2 separate regions of the Homo sapiens genome follow, and region 2 is linked to region 1. Evidence: chromatin loops called from intact Hi-C (ENCODE). Cell type or tissue: pancreas. All regions are shown on one strand. Links, peaks and the distances in the headings refer to the core of each region. The heading gives the core; the rest is flanking DNA.

Region 1 (7,330 bases), core at 2,788-5,287:
GAGGCCATTTAGGCATCAGATTTTGGGGCCGGCTTGTCTGCCTCTGCCCTGGGGGGCAGGTGCTGTGGGGGAAATGCAGTGCTGTGAAGAGGCGGGATTTTCTCTTCGGTGTTTGAGGTTAGAAACTAAACCCACCCCCAATAGCCAAGGCCAGTGTTAGGCTGCTTGGAGGCTGTTGGGCATCAGGGCAGGGCAGGGCTGGGCAAAGAGGCAGGCTGCTTACCACCAATCCTGCCCAACTCGGTGAAGATGGCATCCAGGGCTGGCGGGAAACAGAGAGAAGGGTTAGCTGGCATAGGGCTCCCCTAGGGATGTGCTAGGAGTGGGGACATCCTAGAAAAAGGCTGGTGGAGCCCGTGAGCTGCTCTCAGGGGGACAGGCAACTCTGTAGGATGACTCTCATAGCTTGGGGATAGGAGGGGGTTCAGGGCACTCAGCAATGGGGTGGGCAGAAGGGCACTATGGATGGAGGACAAACATGCAAATCTGACAGTTTTTGCAGGCTGAGCTGATCAGCCTGATGAGGAGCCTGGGCCCACTGTGGGACGGAGGAGTGAACTCAGGCTTCGGGTCTCCAAGCCTGGGCTCACTGTGGTATACTGTGGTGAACGAGGGCATCGGAGTCACACCGACCTGGCTCCTGCCACTGACTAGATGTGGAATCTTGGGCAAGTTACTTAATCTCTTTGTGCCTCAATTTCTCCAAGTGACATGGGGATCCCATAAATCTTACTGCACAGATCACATCACAGTCTGCTCCACTGTGCTCCCTCCACAGCCCCTGACCCATCGCCAGCTCCTACCGTCACCCGTGAGGTCCAATATGGTGTCGTCCTCCCCTCGATCGTCAGAAACCATCGCTCTGTAAATTCCCTTGTCCTTTTTGGACAACTGGAAAGAAGGATGAGCGATGGTGGTGTCAGCATGGGCTCCAGAAGGAGAGATGGATACCAAATCCGGAGGCCTGGGCTCCAGGCCTGCCCCTCACTCTCTGTGTGACCTCAGGTAAGACCCTTCTCCTCCCTGGGCCTCCATTTACTCATCTGGGCTGGGTGAGCTCTAAGGCTCCTTTCAGCTCCAGAGCCCTTGGATTCCTAGCTCGGGGCTTGTCTGGGCCTGGGGAAGGGGTGGAGTAGGGGGAGTTGAGGACAGAACCAGACACCTTCGTTTGCATTCACAGGCAGCTGCTCTGAGCATGACATGACACAGTGAGCCTCACTTTGCAGAGCTTGTCTGGGCCTGGCCCACCTTTCACTCCCTGGGGGCTCCTGGATGGAGGGACCCCCACCACCTGCAGTTCCCCAGGAGGAAGCGTGTTTTCTCCTGCCCAGGACAAGGGGGCCCTTTTGGCCCATGTTTGTCAGCCCCAAATTAAGTCTGAACAAACACTCAGCAAAGTAAGAACTTGAGTTGTGCTTTCAAGGCAAGGTCCAGAGATCAGAAGTGACCTCTCATTACACAGCACCTTCCTTCAGCCCTCATCTCTCAATACTTCCCACCAGGACCATCTCCACACAGTGGGTTTGGGGCAGGATCCAAGACAGAGGCAGCTCTTAACCTGAGGATTGAGGTGCTGAGCCCCAAAAGTCCTCTCTTATGTCCTCACCATCCCAGGAAGTCTCCAAGTTCTCAGCCAAACCTAGGGTGGGTGACTGGAGTGGCTTCTGACCCCACCTTCTAGCCTTATGTCTTTGCATTGAAACACTCTGAGCCTCAGTTTACTCATCTGTAAAATCATGGCATCATCCTTGCCCTGCCTGTATGCTACAGCTGCTGTGGGGATCAAGGGAGGTAACTCTTAGGAGGCCAGAAAGTTTGCACCAATGGGACTGATGATTATAATAAAACTCTGTAACTTTGAAGCACCTACTGGTGCCACAGCCTGTCTGAGGAGCTTGCACAGTGGTGGCAAAGGCTGACTTGGCATCAGCCTGGCCAGGATTTGGGAGAAGACCTTGAAATCATTGTTTTCTTCCTAGTCAGCAAGGCTCTGTTTGCTCCAGTCCTCCTGGGCACCCAGTGAGGCCACAGACATCAGCAGCAGGGCAGAAAAAGGTTGACGTTTGAGAGCAAGCCTTGTGTTTCTCTCTTAACCAGGCCACGGTCCACCAAAGGCCATGGGGGAGGACTTGGGGGGAGAATTGAGCTCCAGGCCTGCTTTATTCTGCCCAGATCTGCCTCACATGGAGACATCCTTCCTGTCCCGACTCCTAGACTGTTGGGGCAGGAAGGAGGCGTTGAAAGAGCATCCCTTCCAACCCGCTCATGTTGCAGATGAAAGCTGAGGTCAGAGAGCGACGGGGGCTAGCCCAAGCCTGCACAGTCATTGGCAGGGCCAGTACTGGAGCTAAAGAAAAAAATCAGTAATACTGATTCTGTCTCTATTGAAAATTTGGGGGCTTTAATAGTTTTTTTGCATTAATTTTGATTTTTTAGAATATTGCATACAATATTATTTATCTTGATTACTGAGTTTTTTGGTGCCTCTTAAATTTTGTGCTCAGGGCCTCACTTGCATCAACCTAGCCTCGGCCCTGCCCTGACTCCCAGCCCAGAGCTCTTGGCCCTCCCTGGCTTGCAGCCAAAGGAGAAAGTGAGCCCTGAAGCTGGAGCCACACTTGCCTCTTCAATGCAGAGAAGTCCCGTTCCCGTCTCTGGGTCATACTGACCATCTGGCATCTCTGCCCTCTGGAAGAACCACTGAAAGCGAGTCTCCTTCTTGGTGTTGGTCACCTGGGGAAGGTGGGGAATGAGGAGACTCTGTCAGGCTTGTTTCTTTTTGAGTAAAAACACACCTGTGCACACTTTCAGGCATCTCAGTGGAGTCCTTTCACATACCATGTGTCTCCTCTGCTGGCCTCTGGACTCTGAATTCTTGCTAATGGTTTTCCCTCTGCCTCTTGATCCCTGCCTTACTCTATTTTTCTTGGAAATGTCCATGTGCTTCAGTTAAATGTCATCTCCTCCAGGAAGCCTTTTTTTTGAAGCATCCCATAGTCACCCCCTCCATCACGATTCATCAATGTCCTGCCCCATCCGGGTCAAGCATGAGGGATGCTGTTTTCCAATGGTCCTGCCTTGAACATGGGCTCCCAAGGCCCACAGAGACCACTTCATCATCTTTGTACGTTCAGTACCGTGCAGAGTGGCACAAAATAGATGCTCTGAGTTTACTGAATGAATATGCTTCTGGGAGAGCACCCACCCTCCCCTTCCCCAGTTATCTAAACAGGCTGAAGAGTGCTAAGAAGGACCTTAGGCTTTGGAATCAGATAGACTTGTTCAAACCTGGGCTCTCCCTCTTACCGTGTGGCCTTGAGCTATTTCTCCATTTGTTTTCTCATCTATGAAGTGAGGATAGTAATGCCTGTGTCACAGATGATTGTGAGGCGGATGAAATAATACTGTGAGTCTCTGAGCACAGGGTAATCATAAACACAGGGATACCCCTCAACATATAAACCCTCGTGGGCTCCTAGACCCCCTGACCCCTCAGAACCCCTTCTGGAGCCACTAGGATCTCGTTCAAGGCTGGTCCACCTCACACGAATCCTACCCCATGGGCGCTGGGAAGGTGGGTTTGCTTTTTGGGTTACGTGTGGTCTCCTCGGGGGTACTTTCTGTGTGTGCGATCAGCCAAGCACAGAGTATGGAATTTAGGGGGCCGGGTGGGCAGGGACAGCAACTGGGCTTGGGGACAAGCCACAGGTCCCCCTGCACTGGGCCTGGGGGCAGGGCAGGGCAGGACTTGCCTTGCACGTCAGCTGCACTTGGCAGTCCTCCGTGACCTTCCACTGCAACGGCCGCTCAAAATAGGGACCTGTGCGTGCAAAACAAATGTGCCCACTGTCAGAGAGCCAGGCTCAGCCAGGGTGCCACCTGTGTCCAGGCAGTGCTGGGGGGAGGGACAGCTAATGGCTATGGACTTCTCAGATGCTGCCTCTGCCAGGGCTGGGACTGGGGTGAGGCAGGGGCGGTGCTCAGAGCGCAAATTTCTTTCTTTCTTTCTTCCTTCCTTTCTTTCTTTCTTTCTTTCCTTCTTTCTTTCTTTCTTTCCTTCTTTCTTTCTTTCTTTCTTTCTTTCTTTCTTTCTTTCTTTCTTTCCTTCTTTCTTTCTTTTTCCTTCCTTCCTTCCTTCCTTCCTTCCTTCCTTCCTTCCTTCCTTCCTTCCTTCCTTTGTTTCCTTCCTTCTTTCTTTCTTTCTTTATTTTTGAGACAGAGTCTCGCTCTGTTGCCTAGGCTAGAGTGCAGTGGCGCAATCTCGGCTCACTGCAAGCTCCGCCTCCTGGTTTCAAGGATTCTTGTGGCTCAGCCTCCTGAGTAGCTGGAATTACAGGCGTGTGCCACCATGCTCGGCTAATTTTTGTATTTTTCATAGAGATAGGGTTTCACCATGTTGGCCAGGCTGGTCTTGAACTCCTGGCCTCAAGTGATCTGACCACCTTGGCCTCCCAAAGTGCTAGGATTACAGGTGTGGGGCACTGTGCCTGGCTTCAGGGTGCAAAATTTAAGAGGGCTCAGCTCTCACCCTCAGGTCAGGCAAGAGCTATTTTGATCTGGCACTGGGACAGAACTGGACTGAATGACAGTGGACCTCCCTTGGGGACCCAGCAGGGCTGGGGTTCCCATTAATCCGCAGTCCAGCATCTCTAGCACGAACCAGTGGCCAGGGATTTTGAACTTCACCCCAGCAGCTCTTACCCTGTTTTCTCTTCCAGTCCCTTCTCTTAGCATCTGCCTTCCTCAGAAGCTTGTCAAAATCTGTGAACACAGAGGGAGGAACTGGCATGAGCCGAGAGGAGTGTGGGTCTGGAGAGGGGACATGGGGTGGACAGAAGTCGAGGGGGCTGTGCTCAGCAGGCTGCAGAGCCGAGGACTCAGGGCTGCAGGGCAGGCCAGGTGTGCGGGGCAGGGCGGGGCAGGGCTGGGCGGGGCGAGGCTGGGCATGGCTGACCGTCATCCACCAGTGTCAAGGTAATCTGGTTTTTGGCTTTTCCATCTTGGAGTTGAGCGGTGTACGACCCTTTGTCCTCCTCAGACAAGTTCTGGATGATCACTTCCACCAGGCCCTTCTCTCGGTCAAAATTGATTTTGCGGTTCTGAAAAGGACAAACTCCAGAGTCCTTTTCCCTGTTCTGGGAACTTTGTTGTGGGGTACACATCAGAGTGTAGTGGGCTTGGGGGTGGTAAGCACAGAGCTGTCAGCCTTCAGAGACTGGGGCTGGCCGTTGGGTAACCCTCTGCTGCTCCCCCCACACCTAGTCCCCCGGGGTGCTTGAATAAGTTACAATTTTTTGTTGTTGTTTTTTTGAGACAGAGTCTCACTCTTGCCTAGGCTGGGGTGCAGTGGAGCGATCAGTTACAATTTAATAATAAGTCCCGAACCCCTGCTGTGCCATGATTTTGCCTATTTTCTTTTCTTTTTCTTTCTTTTTTTGTTTTTTGTTTTTTTCTTGAGACAGTGTCTCACTCCATCGCAGAGTCTCGCTCCATCACCCAGGCTGGAGTGCAGTGGCGCAATCTCGGCTCACTGCAGCTTCTGCCTCCCATGTTCAAGCAATTCTCCTGCCTCAGTCTCCTGAGTAGCTGGGATTACAAGCATGCGCCACCACACCCAGCTTATTTTTGTATTTTTAGTAGAGACTGGGTTTCACCATGTTGGCCAGGCTGGTCTCGAACTCCTGGCCTCAAGTGATCTGCCTGCCTCGGCCTCCCAAAGTGCTGGGATTACAGTCGTGAGCCATTGTGCCCAGCAGCTTATTTCCTACTTCTTTTAAAATAGGAAAAACCCCATTGGCGTGTGTAAAGGATAATGGAAAAAAAAATACTCGTGTACTTGCTACCCAGAATTAACACTCATTTACATTTTACCATATTCTAACAGTTTTTAAAATTTCATTTTCCTCATCTAGGTTCTTTCTTCCTCTGGCTTTATTTGTATGTATGATTTGGGGGAGTAATCTAATTTTGTTTTATTTTTCTATAGGGACAACTGATTGTCCCACCACTGAATACTAATGAGTCCAGACTTTGTAACACTTCCTTTACCATGTGGTAAGGTCATTGCACAAGCTTTATGCAGAACTTTCAAATCAGTTTTCTGATTTGCATCTTTTGATGCTGGGACAACCAGCCCCATTGCACAGATGGAGAAACACAGGCACAGACAGGTGAAGAGACCTGCCAAGGTCATATAACCCACAGCAGGTGGACATGAGACTCCTGTCAGAACTAGTGCCCTCTTTCTATAATACATGTTTTCTTTCTTCTTTTTTTTGTCATTGGACCTTTGATATATATATAACACATATTTTCTTCCTTTTTTCTTTTCTTTCTTTCTTTCTTTCTTTTTTTTTTTTGAGACAGAGTCTCACTTTATTGCCCAGGCTGGAGTACAGTGGCACGATTTTGGCTCACTGCAACCTCTGTCTCCCGGGTTCAAGCGATTCTCGTGCCTCAGCCTCCTGAGTAGCTGAGAGTACAGGTGCGCACCACCATGCCTGGCTAAGTTTTTGTATTTTTAGTAGAGATGGGGTTTCATCATGTTGGCCAGGCTGGTCTTGAACTCCTGACCTCAGGTGATTCGCCTGCCTCGGCCTCCCAATGTGCTGGGATTTCAGGCATGGGCACCCCGCCCAGCCACAACACGTATTTTCTAATGGCTGCTTTGCCATCTGGAGATGAAATTCACAAATAATATGAGATTGAGTCATGAATTTGAATCTCTCATGAGGTTGACATCGCCATGTCAGCAGTAAACAGTTGAATATTGACAAATCATGTGGTTCAATCTAATACAACCTATCTACAGATATGATTTACAAAATAATATACTCTAACCATAATATAAAGAAGAAATAAGTCGTTTAAAATAAAAATATTTCAATATATAGGTGCTTGGATATAACCTTAATTATGCTGCCCTGCTTTATAATGAATCGGTTTGACTTTAAGAGAAGAAAAGCAAAAAAATCAGAAGCTATTCTGTACAAAAGCAGGAAAATGAATGAGCATAGGTAAAGTAACCAGCAGAATAAAAATTCTCCATTCAGTGTATAGTAACATTGCACACTTTGGGAGGCTGAGGCAGGAGGATTGCCTGAGTTCAGGAGTTTGCAGCCTGGGCAACAAGGCAAAACCCTGTCTCTACAAAAAAAAAAAATATAAAAATTAGCTGGGCGTGGTGGTGTGTGACTGTGGTCCCAACTACTCGGGAGGCTGAGGTGGGAGGATCGCTTGAGTCTGGGAGGTTGAGGCTGCAATGAGCTGAGATCATGCCACTGCACTTTAGCCATGGTGACAAAGTGAGGTTCTGTCTCAAAAACAAACA
Region 2 (7,330 bases), core at 2,183-4,682, 320 kb after region 1:
CCCAGGTACAGGACCTTAAGTGCTTATACCTGAGTGTAACATAACTATAAATACAAATTCCCATATTTGTGAAAGGGAGGAGAGGGGGAAGCCTGAGCAGCTCAAAGTCTGCCTTCTTTAGGGTTTGGTTCTGAATTTTTTAAAGGCCTGAAAGGCGTGGCTAGGTTCTGTAACACTCAGCTCTTGCCTTGGGCCCCTTCTCCTCCAGATAGTCAGGCTTTTCATTTGGAAAGTTACCGCACGCAAAGCCTTGTAGACAACCAATCGTGTCCTCTGATTCAGTCTCTTTGTTGGCACCAAGAAGGAATGGGCAGTGCCATTATTTAGCAAAGAAGTTCTCGGAGAGAAAACCTAGGTGTTGCAGGAAGTATTGTTTGTGACTCAGGTGGTAACAATCATAATATTTAGCATGTTTATAATGCTTTGCTGTTTCAAAGAGCATTTCACTCATTGCAACGTTAATTTGCCCAGTGCCTCCAGGGAGTCTCCACTTTCATGAGGCAACTGGGACACAGAAGGGTGACGTGCTTGAGGTCACGTCAAGAATCCACAGCTGAGGCAGGATCAGGTCTGAAGTCTTGTCTTCTACACCAGGACTTCATGAGACGGCACTTCTTTTGAGCTTCTTTCCTAGCAGAGCTGGTGGCAGAAAAATAGGTAGAGGCATGGCTGTTCTGTGGACCTACTGAGGCCATGTACAAACTCAGCTTCTTCGGTAATGGGGAGTTAACTCCAAAGCTGGTCTGTTCCTTGAGTATCCGATTCTGCCAAATTCGAATTCCAATAAGATGTAGCTACATTTAGTGTGTCTTAAATGGTCCCTTTGTGTGGTTAAAAAAAAAAATCAATTCCAATGTCAGGCATCATAATACATCTGTGCAAGAAATTATTATAACTTTTAAAGGGACAAGATGGCATATGTTTGTTAATTTAATGTTAGAGTCTGGGCTTGCTTTCTTTTCACTTTTTTTTTTTTTGGACAGAGTCTGCCTCTGTCACCCAGGCTGGAGTGTGATGGTGAAATCATAGTTCACTGCAGCCTCAACCTCCTGGGCTCAAGTGATCCTCCCACCTCAGCCTCCCGAGTAGCTGGGACTATCGACACACATCACCACTCCTGGCTAATTTTTAAATTATTTTGTAGAGATGGGGTCTCACTATGTTGCCCGAGCTGGTCTTGAACTCCTGGGCTTAAGTGATCTTCCCGCATTGGCCTTCCGAAATGCTGGCATTATAGGCATGAGCCACCGTGCCTGTCCACTTTTCACTTTTCTTCCTCAGGTAGCCTTACCCTAGTTTGTATCTTTCCCCTTGCTGTATCTGTTTTTCTTGACCATTTATCTATTTTGCTGTATCTATTTTTCTTGACAATGTATAAACATTTTTAAGAAGCCTATCTTTGCCCAACTCTGGTCAGGGTCATTGGCAATTCATATAGCTACTTGATTGTTACAGCCCTCAACAAAAATTAAGTCCCATATCTTACGAAGAGAAGGAAAGGGGTGGGGCCAGTACTTTTCAGGCCCACTGCCGGCTTTCTTTTTAGTCCTATCAGATTTCTCAATAGTTTGACAACCAATTAGATTAAGCATTGTAAAAATCATATTACACCAAGATGTGTAAGAGTAACTATTTCCTGGCATGCCTAAACATCTCAGGAAAATACTTGCTTAGTGCACTCAGTGATAACAAAATTGGTTTGGAAGGATCAAGTTCTCAAGATTCCTCTGGCTTCTCTTCCCACCCTGGCAGTGGGTAGAGATGGGAAAAAGTTACTTAGAGACACAGGGTCCAATTTACTTGCATGAAATTTGAGGAGGCAGTTACTCTCCTAATTAGAACCATAGGCCTTTGGAGAGAAAGGACCAGATGTCCAATATATAATTATGCAATGAATGAAGGAAATTACTGACCAGTTAATGCTTTACTCAAGAGAAGTGGTTCTCACCATTGAGGGAAACATGCAAGTTCCTTTCTTGGACAATGAGACACTGTTGGACACCGGTGACTGGTGAATAACATTGTAGAACCCAGGTCCTGGGATATCATTCTGAAAGGGAAGAGAAGGTGGTGTCATCGAGATACTTCAATTCCATTGTGCTTTTCCACAGGCTTTACATCCATTAACACTAAGCCTTACTGTAATCCCACAGCACAGGCGCTACCACCACTTGGTGGGTGACAGCCTAGCTCCACCATTTCCTGACTTGCCCGATCTTCGTCTCAGTTACCAAGTGGTGGGGCTGGAATTCCAAGCCAGGCTAGACTCCCAAAGCCCTTGCTCTTTCCACTATGCCCTGCCGCATTCCAAAAGAACACAGTTGTTTTTTCAAGTCATTAGAGAAATGGGCCTAAAGTGGGACACTGAATGCGGCTGATGTGCAAGTCAGTGTGCAGTGATTGGGTAAGCCAGACCCACGGCAAGGGAAGGGTGAGCGATTTCATGTTCACCCCACCCCACCTGACTCAGCTTCCTCCTCAGCCTTTCAGAAGAGAAACCAGGGAGTGTTTCTGTTTATAAAGCAAAATGAAACAAAAACAACCTTCAACCCAAACCAGGCCATTTCTAACTCTCAGACAAAAAGAGGCAAGCTCTTGAGGCTCAAGTGCTGAATGATGCAGGCATGTGAGAGAGGAATAAGTGAGAGGTCACTTCCAAGTTCATTTCTGCTGCGGGAGCTCATCGGGCTTTCATTGCATTTCCCATGCTAGTTACCAGGGGGAAGTAAATGTTGACAGAAGTTGGCTGAGTGGTGTGAAATGCTAAGGATGCTCCACTGTGGCAAGAGGTTCCTGGGTACCTGCTTGGTGTCAGAAGCTTTTCAAAGTTGGTCTCATTTTCACCATCAGCCAGTGATGAAGGGATTACTGTCCCCCGTTGATAAATGGAGACACTAAGGCACGTGGAGATGAATTTGCCCAAGGTCCCGCTGCTGTAAGTGGCAGTACCTGACTTCAGTGCCAAGCGCACGGTGTGTGCTGTCTTGTTTACTCCTCACAACAAGCCTTTTACAGTGAGGTATGATCAGGGCTACTTTAAGGAAAGTGAGGCCCAGAGACACAGCTAGTAAGTGGCAAACCCCAGAGCTGAACCGAGACAGCCCGACTCCAGAGCTTGCTGTCTCCAATCTCTGCCACTCAGGCCTGTCCTGTCTCCACCATCCCTACTGCCTTCCTTAGGGTAGAAAGCCCAAGGTACCATCAGTGCCTTCCAGGACTTTCCAGTCTGGCTGGGCAGTGTGTAATTATGGTTTCATATAAGGGATAGGGTCAAAGTGCTGTTAACGGGTTCTTCTGTGCTGACTTTTAAATGCAGTGAGTCCTTTCACCCTTGCCCCATGGGAGGTGACGACAGGGGTGCTGATTCCTGCTTTAGGTGAGAATGATCCCCGGTGGACGGAAGAGGAACTGACTGCCATGGAGAGTGAGGCAGGCAGCAGGAGGCACTGTGGAGCCAGGTACTCCAGCACCCCAGGCCGAGAGCCCAGGAGAACCCTCGTGTTGTGGATGCAGATGCGAAGGGCTATGGGGAGACAAGGAAGAGATTTTTCTAGGCAACTGTTTTCAGGGCAAGCATCAATTTCTCGAGTGCTCATTTTGTGCCATGCACTGTTCTGAGGACTTTACATGTACTATTAGCTCACTTAATCTCCATTTTAAAGAAGTTGGGGCCAAAAGAGATAAGGCCCACATAACTAGTAAATGTCAGAGCCAGAACCGAGGCATTCTGACCACAGAGTCTGCTCTTAACCACGAAACCAAACTAATTCTCAAATGAGATTACATAGGATTAAAAAAATCCCCACCGGGTTATGAATCAGAAATTGTAGTCTCAGTGCTGCCACACGCTAAGTGATCTTGAGCAAGTCACCTCTCTGGGCTTCCTTATTTGTAAGTCCAAGGTGTTGGGCCTTGGGTGCTTTTGAGCTTCCAGAGTCCCTGAATCTAGGAAAGCTGACACAGGAAGTGTCACTGTGACTCTTCTAGGTTTAAATAGTAGATAGTGAAGACACACACCTCTAGCTCCCGGTTATCACCACACTCTGAACCTGACCATCAGTTTGCAAGAATTTTCTGAGCACTCATATGTGTCTGAGGAGCTAGGGGTTCCAGACAAAATGCAAGACCTAAATGCCGGCTCCATCCTACCTGCCCAGTTAAATTAGAATTTCAGATAAACTGCAGATGATGATTTTAGTATATCCCATGCAATATTTGGGACATACTTGTACTAACAGAGTTGCCATTTATCTGAAATTCTAATTTAACTGGACATCTCGTGTTTTCATTTGCTGAAGCTCACAACTTTCCTGGGCTTTAACACACTTTAATTCTGCCACTTTGCATACTGGCTTGAGTCCAAGGCAAATGGCAAGAAGGCTGTTACCACTTAGCCTGGAGGAATGGAGTGCTGCCTGTTTGTTCTTAGTGAGCAAAAAGAGAGTCCTCCAGGCAGCGGCAGCTGGAGCTGGCCAGCGGCAGCTTGTGAGGACAACTGTTAAAAATTCCAAAATGTTGCTGCTGGTGGCTTGAAGTTGGCCACGGTGGCAGTATTTATGTCACAAAAACGGGCAGATGCTACATCTCAGCACTTTTCTTCGAGGAGGGTAAATGGTGGTTGACCAGCACACCACCGCCTTCGTGCAACGCCCAAGTAGGTCTCTGGGAGGGAAATGTCAAGCGTTCTCCTGTGACTTCTAGAGGTGGGCGGATGCCACCCTCAGAGAGGCCTTTCGCCTGTGCAAAAACAGTTCCTGCGACTGACATTCTGTGACTTGGATGAATTTAGCCTCTCAGAGCAAATCCCAGAGAACGAGAATCCAAGTTGTGACTGGTGTGAACTTAGCCACTCCTTGGTTTCTTGGCAAAAACCAAATAAACAAACAAAACAAAAACATGTATGGGGAGGGAGAAGGGAAGAGAACTCGCATTTACTAGTGCTCTAGGGAAGCCCTACCCACTGTCTCCTTTGCTGCCTCTAAGTGTGAGGATTGAAGGGGTCAATACACATAAAGTGGGTGGAACAGCGCCGATGCGGCCCGCCATCATCATCATCACCATCACCATCACCACGCACGATGTTGCCTGCTACTGCCTCCATGGAGCCAGGACCCTCCCTTGGGAGTCACAAACCTTCAGAGTGGGACTGAGCAGCTTATTAGCAGCCTGTTGAAGTGCCCTGCGTGGGATGGGGGCAAAAATGCAATTTAGCGGACACTGATTGAAACCTACTGTGCATCAGGACCTGTGCCAAGGATGGAAGATACAGGCGCAACCTGTTAGCAGCTCACAGGGTTTAGGAATGGGAGGAAGGAGATGTATCACAACAGTGCTCATGGATGGATGTGTGGTCGTGACTCCATGGGAAATGCGCAGATTTGAGTTGGGGGCATTTGATCCATTTTTGAGGGGTTTGTGGGGTCTGGAAAGGACAGCAATGACCACTGCCCAAGGAGCTCCTAGGCAGGTGGTGGAGGTAAGACAGCACACACATTAACCTTGTGTCAAGGGCATAAGACGAGCTGTGGGAGGTGCCTCCACCTCGGGAAGATGCTGGGGAAACAGGGTCTGAGGACCAGGAGCTGCTACCTGGGTTCATCCTCACTCTGCCCAGCCTCCACTGCACCAGCTACTTCACCCTCTTTTCATCTCAGGATCATTATCTGAAAAGTATGGATAATGATGGGATTTAGCTCATGGGGTTATTATGGGGATTAAATGAGGTAATAAATGCAAAGGTCTTTGAGGGGTACCTGGCATGTCATGAGTGCCAGCCCAGTGTTTGCAGACCCCTTAGGAAGGGGTACTGGTGACTGATACAGAGAAGTCAGGCTTCACAGAGCAGGGAGGCAGGACAGACCCTACTGTGGGTCAGATATGCAGCTGAGGGCACACTTGGGGCAGCTGTCCCCTTGAACATGGTGACTTCTGCAAACTGAACCTCTTTCATTTAAACATCCCTGGTCTAGTGTCATATCAAGTTAATAAGTGAACAATATTAACTTTGTACGATTTCATCACAAATTAACCACTGGCTGGCTTCCCATTTGGGAGGGTAGATTTACTATGTAATGGTATTAACATATATTTTTAAATTGTGCCCATCTAGAGCACATGGTACCTATGTCCTACCTGTATTTATTTATTCAAGCCTGGAAGGGATGAGGTGTAGAACCATGAAATACTCATTCCTGGCAAGGGCTTACCTACCTATTACAACATCTTTATTTTTAGGATGAGGAAACAGAGAAGCAAAGACATTAAGTGGTGTCCTTAGGGGTACACAGTTTGGGAAACAGTGACCACAATCCAGGGTGAAGTGGAGACAGAAACAGGGAGGCGGGGGTAGAAAATGGCCGGCAGGCTGCTGGGCCATGCTCTGCCACATAGATCAGGCATGTCTCTTCACCTACGCAAAGTTACCAGCACATCTGTAAATAACTCGAAAATGTTCAGGAAAACAGACTTCATTTCTAGCAGCCAAAATTGCCAGTCCCGACACTGAGCTCTGTGAAGGATTCACTGTACTCTGCAGTAAGATTCTCATGGGGAATGTGAGCTGGGCAAGGAGACCTTGATGGTTCACTGCAAAGTTAGCCTCACAAGGTAAGTGCACATTTCAAAGGGCACTGATTCTCTGTGTCAAAGATGTGCTAAGGTGGGCCACAGGACTACTGCGAGGAGGCAGCCATGTTCGATCTGGAGCAACGGTGTGGGTGACTAATGCTTTAAGAAGGGTGGTGAAGCCCTGGAGTTTTCAAATCTGTCTTTAATTTGTATTGCCTCACTAAATTATCAGGTGATGTTAAACAAGATCTTTAACTTCTCAATGGCCATTTCCCTCGGGAAAAATGAGAACGAACATAGAATAGGAATTTGTTTTTCTGTTTTTATAACTTGAGGAGACCACAAAAATTATATAATACAAATTTTATGTTTCAGTTGAGGAAACTGAAGCCCAGAAAAGTCAAGTGACTGGTTTAAAGGCACACAGCCAGTGACAGAGTAGGACACGGAAAGCCTGATTGATGGATCCCCTGCCCTTTCCATAAAATTCCATCCTTATTTCTAAAATGCTTACAAATGCTGAGATGAAAGTTTTCATGTTGTCAAGTAACACGACCACATTTAAAAAGTTGGAACCCAATCTCTGAGCAATTCCCATCTCTATTCGATGCTGCCTGTAGGTTTGGCTACCTGCCTCCTTGGTTCCTTTAGTCAAAAACGTTCTGAGAAGCAATCATCTTTTAAAACACTAACTTGACAAGTGAGCCGGCTTGCTTTCTGAATTTGAGTGTTCAGAACTAGATCACGGGGAATGGGGCCCATC

What was found. Hi-C counts contacts between places; a loop is a spot of excess contacts. Peaks named below come from ENCODE experiments on the same cell type or tissue, not always from the same donor. Only the 100,000 strongest peaks of a DNase experiment are listed, where the experiment ranks them.
Region 2: it touches region 1 in a loop (2.7-fold over the local background); 37 of 110 quality-filtered maps call a loop at or near these places.

Annotation. Positions count from the first base shown.
Region 1 is chr1:24,063,269-24,070,598 of GRCh38, forward strand. It overlaps MYOM3 (myomesin 3), which reads right to left. Exons shown (of 37, transcript NM_152372.4): 26 at 4,955-5,099; 27 at 4,702-4,761; 28 at 3,753-3,820; 29 at 2,623-2,733; 30 at 804-891; 31 at 224-262. It overlaps MYOM3-AS1 (MYOM3 antisense RNA 1), which reads left to right and starts at 3,494. Exons shown (of 3, transcript XR_001737930.2): 1 at 3,494-3,574. LOC107984931 (a long non-coding RNA gene) reads left to right here. Exons shown (of 3, transcript XR_001737929.1): 3 at 779-861. In pancreas, for the core only: no CTCF peak of the experiment used is centred there; a DNase peak (open chromatin) is centred at 3,833.
Region 2 is chr1:24,381,954-24,389,283 of GRCh38, forward strand. It overlaps STPG1 (sperm tail PG-rich repeat containing 1), which reads right to left. Exons shown (of 9, transcript NM_001199013.2): 4 at 1,949-2,050. Among named protein-coding and RNA genes, the nearest start is that of STPG1, 28 kb to the right of the region's middle. RefSeq lists an enhancer at 2,567-2,616 and a silencer at 5,823-6,049. In pancreas, for the core only: a CTCF peak has its summit at 3,312; no DNase peak of the experiment used is centred there.